Linked DNA regions of Homo sapiens: region 2 is linked to region 1. Evidence: chromatin loops called from intact Hi-C (ENCODE). Cell type or tissue: B cell. All regions are shown on one strand. Links, peaks and the distances in the headings refer to the core of each region. The heading gives the core; the rest is flanking DNA.

Region 1 (7,893 bases), core at 929-5,928:
CTACATGCTCCCGCTAGAGGTTTGAGCAGCGGGGCACTGACAAAGTGAGCTGCAGCCCCCATCTCACACCCTGAGAGGCGGATGAGGGAATTGTTCCCATTTCAGGAGCAAGAGAGGGGTTTTGAAACATCAAATAAATTTTTTACTCTGGTCAATAAATCAAAATAATCTTTTAAAATTAAAACAAGCACAGAAGTTTTATAAAGGAGACAAGATTTAATGGATTGTTAAAGTATGACAATTTATCACACCTTCTGGCTCACCAAGGGCCATTTCAGGCAGCGTCCAGACCCACAGGACATACATTCACTTTTCTCTGTACTCAAGGGCTCTGGTATAGAATATTTTTGAGGCACTGGCCTCCAGCCAGCCAACCCCAGAGGACTGTGAGTCTCCCAGCTCCCAGCAGAAGGAAAGGAGGTAGCTTCTCAGAGCCATGGCCCTGACCATCCGCATCTGCAAATTTCACTGAGGGATTTGAGGCAGGAACTTGGCACTGGCTCCATGGGAGAGACTCCAGGGCCAGCTGCAAGTTCTCCAGCACTTCACCACATCTAACCGCTGCAGGGTAACGCTCAATGTGAGAGCACTCAGACAATGTAAGGGAAGTTAAGCTCGAGCAGACACCACCTGGAGCCCAAGGATGCCTGCTGCAATGCCTGGCCAACTTTCACCATGCCTTTGTATCTGTCAGGATAGGCTAGGTTAAACTGTGGAACAAGCAACCCCCAAACCATGTTACAACAAAAAGTTTCATGTTCATGCTGTAAGTAGCTCATCATGGGATGGCTGGGGAGTCTACTCAATGTCCCCCACCTCCAGGATGCAGGCAAATACAGCACCCACCTCCTCAAATATTGCTGGGTTACCATAGTAGAGGGAAAGAAAAAACATCAGCCAGAACTTGTCACATGGTCCAACCCAGCCAGAAGAAACCAGGAAGTGCCATCCAGCCATGGTCTTCAAGAGAAACCAGCTGGAAATATTTAGTGGGCAGCAATGATTACCACAGTCTTTTTGAAAACCCCAAGCCTGAACTTTTAGGCTGTGTGCCTGGTCCCAGGGGAAAAGCTCAGGCCTAAGGGAGCAGCTGGAAAAATAGAGGTCCACCTGTTCTGCTGTACCTGCTGGAGTATAGGAAGCACTCATAGGGGTGCATGGGTCCATAGTCCCTACATCTACACAGTCTATGTGCAGTATGAACCACACACTTCCTGCCTCCCTGACACCTTGAGTTGACATGTGGTCTCATGTTCTCTAGCCCTTCCAGGCTCCTTCTGGGTGTGTTGAAAATGCTTTATGATTTTTCTTCTAGGAATACTCAGCAGGAAGGTGGAGATGGTAGGGGCTGCAGAAGTATTAGAGCAGAGGAGGGGATGATTCTTTGGACCACAGTTGATCACACCACACAGAGCAATCAATTAAGACTTGTACTAAATCATTACTTTATGTTGCCTAAACCTGCCCAGTATTAGGCACTGCAGGAGAGACAAGAGAAATAAGATATAGTCCCTGCTCTCAGGGAACTTATAATCCAAGAGGTGAGTTAGGAACTACTACCTTGTATTGTAATTTTTTTCTCAGTGCCATATGAATGGCACCGAGAATAAAAATTATTAGAGTTGGGACAATGCAGAGCTTGCTGCAGCCGTGATTGGCATGGAGAGACTTAACTGGAAGAATTAGGGCATATGCTGGTCTGGAAAAGGTGTGAGAACTTCGGGTGGGCAAGAGGAGAGGGGAAAAGCATGAGGAAAGGCACAGGAGTGGAAACTCTCATGCCTGCTTTTGACACCTGTGCCCAAAATGGAGGGAAAGGCTTTGGAAGCCTCATATATCAATCCAAGGAGGTTTATCTTCGTTCTTTTTACAAATAGAGGCTGGAAAACCAGCACCAGAGATGCTCTGCAATAGATGCCTGTCTTCAGTGGAGGACAGAGCAAGTCATCATTACCCTAACTTGGCTGTCTGCAGAGCCCCAGCTTCACCCTTACCTCAACCCCTACAAGGAACTTGTTAAAAAGAGACCTTCTTTTAAAATAAGTTTTCTCCACATTACTCAGGACCCATCCCAAAGACATTTTGATTCAGTAGATATGAGATGGGATCCAGAAATCCATATCCTTCACAAGCTTCCCCAGAGACTGATGCAGCTGCTCTGAGAGCCAGGCTTGGAAATTACTACCTAGAGATGACCCTGGCATATCCGACTCAGCCTGTCAAAAGGGAACTTTTTAAATTGCACACTAAAAATGTCTCTTTATTTCTAATGCACTGTATTTCTGTCACCCAGTGGTGTGATCTCCACTCACTGCAACCTCTGCCTCCCGGGTTCAAGCGATTCTCGTACCTCAGCCTCCCCAGTAGTTGGGATTACAGGTGCGTGCCACCACGCCTCGCTAATTTTTTCTATTTTTAGTAGAGACGGGGTTTTGTCATGTTGCTCAGGCTGGTATCAAACTCCTGAGCTCAGGCAATCCACCCATCTTGGCCTCCCAAAGTGTTAGAATTACGGGCGTGAGCCACTGCGCCCGGCCCTAAAATGCTTTATATCTTCCTACATCAATTTTTTTTTGGGCTGTCATCCAGCTCACACCTCTACTACCACCCTCTGGTCTGAAATGCTCTCTGCCTATCAATATTTTGCCAATTCTTCAAGATCCAGCTCAAATTTTATCTATTCTGTAAGGTCTGCCTTCTTTGAAAAAGATTACAGATCTCTCACATATTTTCTTATCAGTGTGTGCTAGGCAGTTGGCTAGTTAGTCTTGGGGAATACACAGATGAGCAAGTCGTGTTCCTGAAAGGCAATGAGCCTCTGAAACTACGTGGGGGCCCGTCCAAGGCGCCCTCCTTCCCCTGCTCTGGTTGGCCTCTTTGAGAACATTTAAATTTTTATTTTTCTCTCCTTGTTTAAAAATACTATCCTTGTCATGGAAAAATAAAAACATGAATTGGAAAAAATTAGAAAAGGCATAAAAACGGCCCGTGGTCTATTAAAGGAATAGACCTTTAATAGAACTACTGAGGCCATGTTGATATATATGCTTCCAAACTTTTCAAAACTGTAATTATACATGTACGCAGTATATGACGCTACATATGTCCTATATTGTTTTAAAATGTTATTTTTAAAACAAAGACAGGATCGTCCTGGACAGGCTTTTTCTCTTAAAACATCATGAACATCTGTTCCTACCAAGACCTTCACCGAAATCATTTTAAATGATGGTATTGCGTCCCATTGCTCATGCCATTAAAAAAATTTACTGTAATAAACCCATTACAGAAAATGCTAAGTGGTTGCCTACCGGGGTTTACCGAACTATATTCCTGTTGTTGGAAGTATTTATTCCATTTCAAACACAGGTGGGCATGAGTTACATCTGTCCTCCCCAAAATAGCCTAAACCTCCAGACCCAGGACCTCGGGCAGCAGAAGTGCCCGTGGGGCGGGGGAAGGGGAGCCGGGCATCCCAGGGCGAGGGGGCCGCCCTGGCCGCGGTCACCCGGGGGACGCCCTGCCCGGAAGCCCGTGCTCGCCCGCGGGCGCGGCCAGGCGGGTCCCATGAGGGGGACCCTTTCAATAACCGAGTCCTCGGGCTGGGCCGCGGGGCCAGCGCAGTGACTCCCCCCGCGCTCGGCAGTCCGGCCGGGGTCGCGGGGTCGCGGGGTCGCGGGGTCGGCCCGGGGTCGCTAGGTCCTCCCGTCGGGCCCCGCGGGCGGGGCTGGGCGGGGCGGGGCGGGGCCGCGGGCAGGCGGGCGCAGCGCCTGCCGTTCGCCTCTCAGGCTGCAGGTGGGGCTGTGCGGCCGCGCTGCCTCCAGGAAGCCTCACGGGCCTTCGTCTGCCGGGCCGCGGCGCCGGCTCCCAGGATGCAGTGTGGACCGGCCGGGCGCTGACGGAGGCGGCGCGACTGCGGGCGGCGCGGCGCAGGGGCAGCCAGCGAGGAGCGGCGGCAGAGGAAAGGCCAGGCAGGCGCCGCCTGCGGAGAGCACCGGGCGGCCGGGCCTGCGTGGTGCCGCGCGCGGCGGCGGCGACGACGACTTCCTCCGGGCCGGGCGGGACAGCGCAGGGCCATGGCCGAGGCGGTCGCGGCTCCGGTAAGGGCGACCCGCGCGCGCAGGGACTCGCGGCCTGGGGGCCCCAGGCGGCCCGGCCCCGGCACACGGCGCCGCAGGCCCTGGGGAGGGGTTCCGGGGTCCGGGCCGGACCACCGGGCCTGGGGCTCCCGCGAATGGGGCGCGGGGTCCGCCGGGGCCTACTGCGCCCGTCGGCCGGGCCCCCACTCCGAGCCGAACCCGAGCGCTGGCGGAACGGTTGTCCCCGCCCCGGGCCGCCCCACGCCAAGTTCTTTGGGCCCTCCGGGGCTTCCTGCCCCCGCCCCAGCCGCTGTCCCCTCCTTCTGGGTGCCCCCCCACCCGCGGCTCCTTTCTCTGCCTGGCGCTCGGCCTGTAGGTCCCTCTCCATCTCCCCCGCAGCGGCCTGGTGGCACCTGGGAGGTGTCCGGCTTCGAATCCGCATACACCGACTCCCACTACGTGCCCAGCTTCCCGGGGTCGGCGCGGAAGGGAATATAGAGCCACGCACTTCCACAAGCCCTGTTGAGGCGTTAGTCTGTCCTCACAGCAAGCCTGTGGGATGGGTACTGGTGTTAATCTCTGTCATACAAAAGAAAAACCCGGGGCCTAGAGAACTTAACTTGCCCAGGCTTACCCAGCTGGAAAGTGTGAAAAGACACACAGTGGCTGTGTGTTCAAGGACCAGGCAGGCAGGTACGCGGGCAATAATCGTGCAAAACAGAAAGGGGTGAGTGCTGGCGCCCAGGTGGAAGCTTGCGGTGGGCTCCGGGGGAAGGAGTGTCAGGGGGCCTCTTGGTACCGCTGTCCACCCCTCCTGGCCTGATGCTCTGCGCCTCTGTGATTTGAGCCGGGCTTTTAGGGAAGGCTAGGATTTCAGGCCCAGCTAGACCGGTGGTGCTTTCAGGGAGGGAGGAGTGCCTGGGCAAAGGCGCAGAGAGACGGGACAGTGCAGGGCGTGTGCAGGCACAGAAAGGAGTCCATGAGCCTGGAGAAGATGGTTTTGGTTTGGAGGCAGTGGGAAAGGAGTCTGCAGAGAGAGACTAAGAAGGGGTTTGCATGCCTGGACTTCATCCTGCGGGTGGGCAGTGGATGAGGGATCCGGCTCCTCTTACCATCAGCTCCTCTCAAGCAAAGAGTTTCAGCTCCCCTGGCAGGAGTCCAAGGACAGCCCCACATATTCCAGCCACTTGTCAGTAAGAAGCTGGGCTGGAGTGAGCAGCGCACAGTCGCCACCTCCCACCACATAGTGTGAAGACCTTACACAGGGTTTCCTGGCCCCATCAGAACTGTAAGAAAACCATGCACCTTGTTGTCCATGAGTAAAAGACTAATATTTTCTTAATAAAGTAGTTTAGCAGAGGTCCCTTTCATGCCACACAAAGCCCATAATAATGCACGTGGAGGATGGGTAGGATTTCAGTGGATAAGGAGCTGGTGACCAGTTGAAAGGAAGCTTCTGGAGTAAACTCTTGGCGTCTGGGATCACGTGACAGGGATTGATCTGAGAAAGGAGAGGTGAGGGAAGGAACAGTGGCCTTAGGTGGAGGGTGGACTCAAGCCCAGAACCACGCTGGCCCACCCAGGTGCTGTAGGACCACCTACTCCTTGAGAGCAAGACTCCCACCCGCATTGGGGTTTTCGCCTAGAAACAGTTCAGCTTGTCCAGAATCTCCCAGCCTTGAAGACCCCTTAGAGTCCTACCTTCTTTGGGTCCTGCTTCCTTCCAAATAGATAGTATCTTAAGCACTGTCCTAGACAAGTTTGTTTCTCCCTCTGCTCAAACTCTCCTTTTGTCTCTATTTTTTGAGCTGTCCATCCGCATTCTAGTTCTCAGTGACTTTCTCTAAGTGAATCCACACTGGTTTCTAGTAGCTACTTCTTCATTTTGGAAATAATCACCAACCTTTTGTTGAGGAATTATTTTGCAGAATGTTGTAAGGAGGCGTTGATCCTCAGGTCCCGATACCAGGAGCTCCTCTGTGCCCTGTAGGTCCCACATTCAGATGTGGGTGGCTCAAACAGTCCAGCTCCCTACCCACCGCAAAATGTGCCCATTCTTCCTTGTCCCAGCTGCCGGTCACTGATACGCCATGTGAACATTTCCAATGACAGGGAAGGCCCCCGTCTCTAATTAAGATGGTTGCTGTCCATATACAAGTCTAACTGTGGCATATATGTACTTTCCTCACCAGACTGCAGGGTATGTCACTGCTCCTGGTACAGCTACAAAAATGTCGGAGGCCGTCATTTTTACCTTGAGGGGGTGGGAATTGGGAAAGAGAAAGAATCTTGTAGGGCTCAGGCAGTGTCAAAAAGCCTAACTCTGGACTGATGGAGATTTGCAGTCATGGGGATTTTAGCTTGTGGGGGAGGGGCAGATGGGAAGGTGACAAAATGAGACTGTCCTGGGGGAAGAGGAACTGGCCATTAGATTTTTATGTTTGTTAAAAGGGGACATGAGATGCTTTAAAAAACAAAAAAAGAAAAAAGAAATTGAGCAATACTCTTGTTTGTGCCGTTTCAGTGAACCAGCTGTTTTTTTTGCTGGGTCATCATCAGTAGACAGTTCCTGTGTAATCATGAGGGGAGGTGCAGGCTGCGCTCTAGTAAATCTGCAGTTTACCATTTCTCCACTAAAATGCCCAGCAATGCTAAGTCACTGTTTACGTAACAAAATTGCACTGGGTACCTGCCATGTGTCAAGGACAGTGGTATGAAAAGATGCAATACCATGTTCAGGGAGCCCACAGTGTAGGTGTGGGTAGGAAATTATTGTGTAGGGTGATAAGCACCGTGATAAGGGTCTGCATTGTGCTGCAGAGGCCTGGAGTAAAGGCACCCACCCAGACATAGACCTAACATACCCAAGCAGGTGATGGCCAACCTGAGATCTGGCATGTGGTATAGGATAGCCCCACTTGTCCACACATATGGACTCCCAGCCCAACTCCCCCGTGCCTAGGGAGAGAGGGGCTCAATGAAGACAGTGGATGGAATGAGTGATGCCAGTTTCTCTTTTGTTTCTGAAAGATTTCTCCGTGGACGATGGCAGCCACGATTCAGGCCATGGAGAGGAAGATTGAATCGCAGGCTGCTCGCCTGCTTTCCCTAGAAGGTCGAACCGGGATGGCCGAGAAGAAGCTGGCTGATTGCGAGAAGACAGCCGTGGAGTTCGGGAACCAGCTGGAGGGCAAGTGGGCCGTGCTGGGGACCCTGCTGCAGGAGTACGGGCTGCTGCAGAGGCGGCTGGAGAACGTGGAGAACCTGCTGCGCAACAGGAACTTCTGGATCCTGCGGCTGCCCCCGGGCAGCAAGGGGGAGTCCCCTAAGGTAGCCCTGGGACGCCTTGGGGTGTGGGAGCCCAAGCGGCCAAACCCGTGAGCGTGTGGGTGAGCGAGTGTGACACTTGTGGTTCCAGGTGCCCGTGACCTTTGATGATGTGGCCGTGTATTTCTCCGAGCAGGAGTGGGGCAAGCTGGAGGACTGGCAGAAGGAGCTCTACAAGCACGTGATGAGGGGCAACTACGAGACGCTGGTCTCCCTGGGTAAGGCCTGACACTCATTTCTCTGTTAAATGGGATTTTGCAAGTCCTCAGAATTCTCCCTCCACATAGTTGTTTTCATGTCAGTGTTATATAAATCACCAGAAACATTGTTGACCTTGCAAGTTGTTACCTTTTGTGAAGGATGAGCCCTGGGTGATGGAGTTAAAAGCTCCCTTCTCCCTGTGTTGAGTTTCCCAGAATGCCAGTCTGGGAACGGCGGTGGCTTCTCTCCTACGCAGGCCCGGGATGTGGACCTTTCTGTTCTTGCT
Region 2 (7,893 bases), core at 1,271-6,270, 130 kb before region 1:
CCTTTGTTCCTGGAAGATGCTGTTCTGGTCCAGTTTTTGTTTGTTTGTTTTTTTTCTCTCCAAGACGGAGTCACGCTCTGTTGCCCAGGCTGGAGTGCAATGGCGCAATCTTGGTTCACTGCAACCTCCACCTCACTGCAACCTCTGCCTCCCAGATTCAAGAGATGCTCCTGCTCAGCCTCCACGGTACCTGGCATTACAGGCACGTGCCACCACGCCCGGCTAATTTTTGTATTCTTAGTAGAGATGGGGTTTCACCATGTTGTCCAGGCTGGTCTCGAACTCTTGACCTCGTGATCCGCCCACCTTGGCTTCCCAAAGTGCTGGGATTACAGGTGTGAGCCAACGCACCCAGCCCCAGGTCCAGTTTCAAGTACTGTACACTTAAATGTGAAAGGAAAATAAATCTTGGGGCCCCCAAATCACTAACCTGAAGGGAAAAGTCAAGCTGGGAACTGCTTAGGGCAAAGCTGCCTCCCATTTTATTCAAAGTCACCCCTCTGCTCACTGAGATAAGTGCATATCTGATTGCCTCCTTTGGAGAGGCTCATCAGAAACTCAAAAGAATGCAACCATTTGTCTCTTATATACCTGTGACCTGGAAGCCCCCTCCTTGCTTTCAGTTGTCCTGCCTTCACCTCAAGTTGTCCCACATTTCCAGAACTAACCAATGTACATCTTACACATATTGACTGATGTCTCATGTCTCCCTAAAATGTATAAAACCACCACATTCTACCCTCACCATTTGCTGGTTCCAGAAAAAATGAAATCTTTACCCTAGTGTCTAATAGAAAAGAAGTTAAAATGTAGGCACCTATTTAAAATGTCAAAATTGAAAAGCCAGAGGGGTTATCTGTATTTGAACTGGTGTCCTGTTGGATCTGCAGTCCAATACTCTACCCCTGAGCTATACTGTGTCCTGCTATTGTGTGGGTTAGTTAATATCTTTGACTTTTATAGCCATACCCAGATTACCAGGAACCTATGAGTTGCCACTTCAAAATAGAAGCTCATAGGAGCTGCCAGACCCGCCTGAGTGAGAACTCATTGACCTTGTGCATAACAAGAGGCAGTGTCTCCTCCTCAGGTACCCCGGATCCTGTGTCTTCCCTGCCGTGAGTCCCTGGGTTGGGGCAGCAGCCTGGAAAAGCACTGCTAGAATGACCTTCAGAGTCAACCTCTAGTGCCTGTCACGGTGGGCACCTACAAAAGAAACTCCATGTGACTGAGGTGTCTTTTCTAACACACTTAATGACAGAGTTGCGTCTGGCTCTCCTGGCCCAGTATTCCATTCAGGGCACTTTCAACACAACTGCAATCTACGACAAAAGATGATTCTTCCAGCTCTACTTCTTCAGTTAATATACATGGAGAATGATGGAGAAGAAGCAACTCCAAGAAATAGTGAGAAGGTGGTAGCTGAGTAGATTTTGGAATCCCCAAAAGCCTTAAAAGGACCAATGTTAACCTAGTTTCAAGGACCAAAAAATGTTGCAGGAGAACAACCCCACTTGACTCTTTCATTGTTTTTTAAGCGGCAGGGTATTCTACTGTTACCCAGGCTGGAGTGCAGTGAAACAATTATAGCTCACTGCAGCCTCCAACTCTTGGGCTCAAGCAAGCCTCCCGCCTCAGCCTCTCAACTAACTGGGACCACAGGTGTGTGCCACCATACCCAGTTAATACTTTTTATTTTTATTTTTTTGTAGAGCAGACGTCTCACTATGTTGCCCAGGCTGGTCTGAAACTCGGGGCCTCAAGCGATCCTCCTGCCTTGGCCTCCCAAAGCTCTGGGATGAGCCACTGCGTCCAGCCTCCCACGTGACCTTTCCGATGGCAAGCAGAGCCCTGTCCCTCTTAGAAGGAACACGTGGAGTAACACTTGGGTAAGCTCGTTTTCACCTCCTCAGCTGTGCCAAGGCCCCGCCTCTTCTCTTGTCACAGGAGCTGGTAAACTGTCCCTTCCTGTGAACTGTCTTTTCCTTCTACTGGAATTTTCTCCTTTACCCACAGGCCTTTTGCCTTGTAGCCCTGGCAGCCTTCTCAGAAGGCAGCAAAGCCAGCCACTCCTCTCCACTTCTGGTCCGAGGACCTGGGAAACACTGAATTCCACAGTGATTTCTATGATGTTAAATTCCTTCAAGGGACACACAGATGGTCACTTAAGTCCAGACCGCACTTTGCCCCACTGCTCACATCCTCCAGCACACACCATGGGACACACCATGAAAGCACTAGTTCCCCTAGGGGCCATATTGCCATGGAGATGACACCTCTGTCTCCTCAAACAGGAATAAGGCCCTTTTCCAAGGTAATCCGGGAGTAGCTCTTCCAGGCAACATGGCAGGGACTTGCCAACACATTGTTGTCTTGATAATAGAGGTAAATTATCATGCAGGGTGACCCGCAAAAAGGCCACAGTGAGAGAGGAAGCGGTGGTCTTCTACTGGGTCCCGTATCAAGTGGTGAAAGGAAGGCTGGACTCAGGGACATTTGCAGAATGATCTACTCCAATCTCCTCACTTTACATGTGAGGCAAGGGCTGACTGACTTGCCCAAGGGTCTCGACTGGTTAATGACAGAACTGACAGGTCTCCTGATTCCCAGTTCCCCCTACAATCTCCGTGGTGCACATGTCCCAGCCTAGACAAGGCTGGCTTTTTTTTTTTTTTAATCCAGGACATTACAGTGAAGCTAAGGAAGCTTCAGAGTGCCTTTCCTGCACCAGCTCTGTGCCTCCTTCTAAATTTGTAATTTTATGAGGCTTTTACTTAATAATGTTCTTCCTGATTACACAAGCTGCAGACCCATAAAACACGAGTCCACCCCTAGGAGAGGAGATGTGTTACTTGAGAGGGGAAGGAATCACGTGGAAGAGCTGAAGGGAAAAAAAAAAAAAAACAGGAAAAACCTGGGGCAGGTCCAGGGACATTCTCCTACAGCTCACGGGGTGAGTAGGGTGATTTTACCCTTTGTCGGATTTACTCCAAAAGACAAAATGATGCCAAAGGCTCCAGGCAGGAAATCTCTAAACCCCCTCATTTGAGGGACAATCGCCCAGAGATGAGAGGCATCAGAGAATAGCTAGGTTGTGCCTGCGACCCAAAGAAGCAAGTCGGACGCAGGAGCATCGGCAACACTATGAGTAAGGTCTTCGCCCACACGACTCCTGGGGCAATTCCATTTTTATACACTGAACGTACAGCCCACGCTGATGAAGAGAAACTAGGGGAGAATGTTCAGATCCCGGTCCCTAGGCCTGGCAAGCCCCATAGACCCCACATCACATGTCGCAGGTTCCCCAGCTGGAAAGAGCCCCACTCAGCCCAGGAATCTGAAAGGCAATGCGCCTCTGTAACCACGTGGGGGCCCCCGTCCAAGGCGCCCTCCATCCTCAGCCTCTTAAGGACTTTTAAATGTTTATTTTTCTCTCGTTTAAAAATACTATCCTTGTTATTGAAAAATAAAAACATGAATTGGGAAAATAAAATGCGTAAAAACGGCCTGTGCTCTATTAAAGAAAACTACTTAGTCTATGTTGACATTTGTATGCTTCCAAACTTTCAAAACTATAGATACACATATACACGGTATATAATACTACATATGATGTCATATATTGTTTTAAAGTGTTAATTTTAAAACAAAGACAGGATCGTTCTGGACAGGCTTTTTCTCTTAAAATATCATGAACATCTGTCCATACCAATTTCTTCCCCAAAATAATGTTCAATGATGGTATTGCGTTCCATTGCTCATGCCATTAAAAAATATTTACTGTAATAAACACATGGTAGAAAATGCTAAGTAGCATCTACCGGTATATTCCTATTGTTCGAAGTATTTATTCCACTTCAAACACAGATGGGGATGAGTTACAGCTGCCCCCCGAAAACAGCCCAAACCTCCAGGCCCAGGACCTCGGGCGGCAGAAGTGCCTGTTCGGCCGCGCCGGGGCCCAGCTGGGCGAGGGGGCCACACTGCCCGCGGTCACCGGGGAGGGCCCTGCCTGGAAGCCCCTGCTTGCCCGCGGGCGCGGCCAGGCGGGTCTTATGAGGGGGACTCTTTCGGTAACCGAGTCCCTCGGCCTGGGTCGCGGGGCCAGCGCAGTGACTGCGCGCGCACACGCGGCAGTCGGGGAAGGGGCGAGGGGTCGGCCAGGGGTCGCGGGGTCAGCTCCCGGGCGCGGGCCAGGCGGGGTCGCGCCTGCAGTTCGCCTCCGGAGCTGCAGGTGGGGCTGTGCGGCTGCCTGCCTCCAGGAAGCCTCATGTGCCTTCGTCGGCCGCGCCGGCTCCCAGGATACAGTGCGGACCGGCCGGGCGCTAAAGGCGTTGACGCAACTGCGGGCGGCGCAGGGCAGGGGCAGTCAGGGAGCAGCGGCGGCAGAGACAGGGCTGGGCGGGCGCCGCCTGCGGAGAGCACCGGGAGGCGGGCCCTGCGTGGGGCCGCGCGCAGCAGCGGCGACGACTTTATCTGGGCCGCGGGGGACAGCGCAGGGCCATGGAGGAGGCGGCCGCAGCTCCGGTAAGGGCGACCAGCGCGCGCACGAACTCGCGGCCTGGATTCCCCGGGCGACCCGGGCCCGGCACACGGGGGCTGCGGGAGCCGAGCCGTACTACCGCGCCTGGGGCTCCGGGGAACAGGGCCGCGGCGTCTGCCGGGGCCTACTGCGCTTGCCAGCCGGGCCCCCCACTCCGGGCCGAGCCCGAGCGCTGGCGGAACGGTTGTCCCCGCCCCGGGCCGCCCCACGCCAAGATCCTTGGCCCCTCCGGGGCTTCCTGCCCCCGCCCCAGCCGCTGAACCCTACATCTGCGTCCCCCCACCCGAGGCTCTTTTCTCTGCTTGGCGCTCGGCCTGTGGGTCCCTCCCCCAGCTCCCCCCAGCGGCTTAGTGGTACCTGGGAGTTGTGAGGCTTCGAATCCGCGTATACCGACACCCCTTACGTGCCCAGCTCCCCAGGGTCGGCGCGGAAGGGAATATAGAGCCAGGTACTGCACCAAGTCCTGTTGAGGCCTTAGTCTGTCCTTCTGTCCTCACAGCAAGCCTGTGGGATGGGTACTGGTGTTATCTCTGTCATGCAAAAGAAAAACCTGGGGCTTAGAGAAGTTAACTTGCCCAGGCTTGCACACCTGGAAGTGTGAAAAGACACACAGTGGCTGTGTGTTCAAGGACCAGGCAGGCAGGTACGCGGGCAATAATTGTGCAAAATAGGAAGGGGTGAGTGTTGGCGCCCAGGTGGAAGCTTGCGGTGGGCTCCGGGGGAAGGAGTGTCAGGGGGCCTCTTGGTACCGCTGTCCACCCCTCCTGGCCTGATGCTCTGCGCCTCTGTGATTTGAGCCGGGCTTTTAGGGACGGCTAGGATTTCAGGCCCAGCTAGACCGGTGGTGCTTTCAGGGAGGGAGGAGTGCCTGGGCAAAGGCGCAGAGAGACGGGACAGTGCAGGGCGTGTGCAGGCACAGAAAGGAGTCCATGAGCCTGGAGAAGATGGTTTTGGTTTGGAGGCAGTGGGAAAGGAGTCTGCAGAGAGAGACTAGGAAGGGGCTTGCATGCCAGGACTTCATCCTGCGGGTGGGCGGCCAGTGAGGGATCGGGCTCCTCTTACCATCAGCTCCTCTCAAGCAAAGAGTTTCGGCTTCCTGGCAGGAGTCCAAGGACAGCCCCACATATTCCAGCCACTTGTCAGTAAGAAGCTGGGCTGGAGTGAGCAGCGCACAGTCGACACCTCCCACCACATAGTGTGAAGGCCTTACACAGGGTTTCCTGGCCCCATCAGAATTGTGAGAAAACCATGTACTTTATTATCCATGAGTAAAAGACTAATATTTTCTTAATAAAGTAGTTTATGCAGAGGTCCCTTTCATGCCACACAAAGACTGTAATAATGCACGTGGAGGATGGGTAGGATTTCAGTGGATGGGGAGCTGGTGACCAGTTGAAAGGAAGCTTCTGGAGTAAACTCTTGGCGTTCGACTTCACGTGGCAGGGATTGATCTAAGAAAGGAGAGGTGAGGGAACAGTGGCCTTAGGTGGAGGGCAGACTCAAACCCAGAACCAAGCGGGCCCACCCAGGTACTTGTAGGACCACCTACTCCTTGAGAGCAAGACTCGCCATCCACATTGGGGTTTTCGCCTAGAAACAGTTCAGCTTGTCCAGAACCTCCCAGCCTTGAAGACCTTTTAGAGTCCTACCTTCTTTGGGTCCTGTTTCCCTCCAAACAGCCAGACAGGCCCTTGAGTACTGTCCTGGAGAAGTTTTTTTCTGCTTCTGCTCAAACTCTCCTTTTGTCTCTATTTTTTGAGGTATCTATTCACATTGTAGTTCTCAGTGACTTTCCCTGAGTGCATCCACACTGGTTTCTAGTAGCCACTTCTTCATTTTGCAAACAATCACCAACCTTTTGTTGAGGAATTATTTTGCAGAATGTTGTAAGGGGGCGTCGATCCTTGGGCATGGATACCAGGAGCTTCTCTCTGCCCTATAGGTCCCACATTCAGATGTGGGTGGCTCAAATAGTCCAGCTCCCCACCCAAGGCAAAATGTGCTCATTCTTCCTTGTCCCCAGCTGCCAGTCACTGATACACCATGTGAATGTTTCCAAGGACAGGGAAGCCCCTCATCTCGAATTAAGATGGTTTTTGCCCATATATAAGTGTAAGTTTGTGGCATATGTCCATTTTCCTCACCAGAGTGTATGTCACCACTCCTAGTACAGCTACAAAAATGATTGAAGCCATCATTTTTACCTTGAGGAGATGGGAATTGGGAAAGAGAAAGAATCTTGTAGGGCTCATGCAGTGTCAAAAAACTCTGGACTGATGGAGATTTGCAGTCATGGGGATTTTAGCTTGTGGGGAGGGGCAGATGGGAAGGGGACAAAATGAGACTGTCCTGGGGGAAGAGGAACTGGCCATTAGATTTTTATGTTTATTAAAAGGGGACATAAGATGCTTTAAAAAAAATGAGCAGTACTCTTGTTTGTGCGGTTTCAGTGAACGAGCTGTGGTTTTTTTTTTTTTTGGCTGGGTCATCATCAGTAGACAGTTCCTGTGTAATCATGAGGGGAGGTGCAGGCTGGGCTCTAGTAAATCTGCAGTTTACCATTTCCCCACTAAAATACCGAGCAATGCTAAGTCACACTATACGTAGCAAAACTGCACTGAGTGCCAGGCATGTGTCAAGGACCGTGGTGTGAAAAGGTGCAATACCATGTTCAGGGAGCCAACAGTGTAGGCGTGGGTAGGAAATTACTGTGTAGGGTGATAAGCACCGTGATAAGGGTCTGCATTGTGCTGCAGAGGCCTGGAGTAAAGGCACCCACCCAGACATAGACCTAACATACCCAAGCAGGTGATGGCCAACCTGAGATCTGGCATGTGGTATAGGATAGCCCCACTTGTCCACACATATGGACTCCCAGCCCAACTCCCCCGTGCCTAGGGAGAGAGGGGCTCAGTGAAGACAGTGGATGGAATGAATGATGCCAGTTTCTCTTTTGTTTCTGAAAGATTTCTCCGTGGACGATGGCAGCCACGATTCAGGCCATGGAGAGGAAGATTGAATCGCAGGCTGCTCACCTGCTTTCCCTAGAAGGTCAAACCGGGATGGCCGAGAAGAAGCTGGCTGATTGCGAGAAGACAGCCGTGGAGTTCGGGAACCAGCTGGAGGGCAAGTGGGCCGTGCTGGGGACCCTGCTGCAGGAGTACGGGCTGCTGCAGAGGCGGCTGGAGAACGTGGAGAACCTGCTGCACAACAGGAACTTCTGGATCCTGCGGCTGCCCCCGGGCAGCAAGGGGGAGTCCCCTAAGGTAGCCCTGGGGCGCCCTGGGGTTGGGGAGGCCGCGGGCCAAGCCTGTGAGCGTGTGGGTGAGCGAGTGTGACGCTTGTGGTTT

Evidence for each region. A loop is a pair of places that touch in the nucleus more often than their neighbours do. Peaks named below come from ENCODE experiments on the same cell type or tissue, not always from the same donor. Only the 100,000 strongest peaks of a DNase experiment are listed, where the experiment ranks them.
Region 2: a loop joins it to region 1, with 19 times the contacts of the local background. A loop is called at or near these places in 41 of 110 quality-filtered maps.

What each region holds. Positions count from the first base shown.
Region 1 is chr7:149,493,720-149,501,612 of GRCh38, reverse strand. It overlaps ZNF746 (zinc finger protein 746), which reads left to right and starts at 3,804. Exons shown (of 7, transcript NM_001394198.1): 1 at 3,804-4,100; 2 at 7,110-7,409; 3 at 7,498-7,624. The coding sequence starts at 4,077. RefSeq lists silencers at 3,440-4,109, 4,350-4,409 and enhancers at 4,543-5,486, 6,281-7,480. In B cell, for the core only: a CTCF peak has its summit at 3,821; DNase peaks (open chromatin) are centred at 3,842 and 4,422; H3K4me3 peaks cover 1,657 bases; H3K27ac peaks cover 1,241 bases.
Region 2 is chr7:149,621,176-149,629,068 of GRCh38, reverse strand. It overlaps the pseudogene ZNF767P. Among named protein-coding and RNA genes, the nearest start is that of TRC-GCA9-3, 11 kb to the left of the region's middle. RefSeq lists silencers at 3,922-4,671, 4,692-4,791. In B cell, for the core only: CTCF peaks have their summits at 3,370, 3,825, 4,025 and 4,224; DNase peaks (open chromatin) are centred at 3,368, 4,318 and 4,878; H3K4me3 peaks cover 1,943 bases; H3K27ac peaks cover 1,578 bases.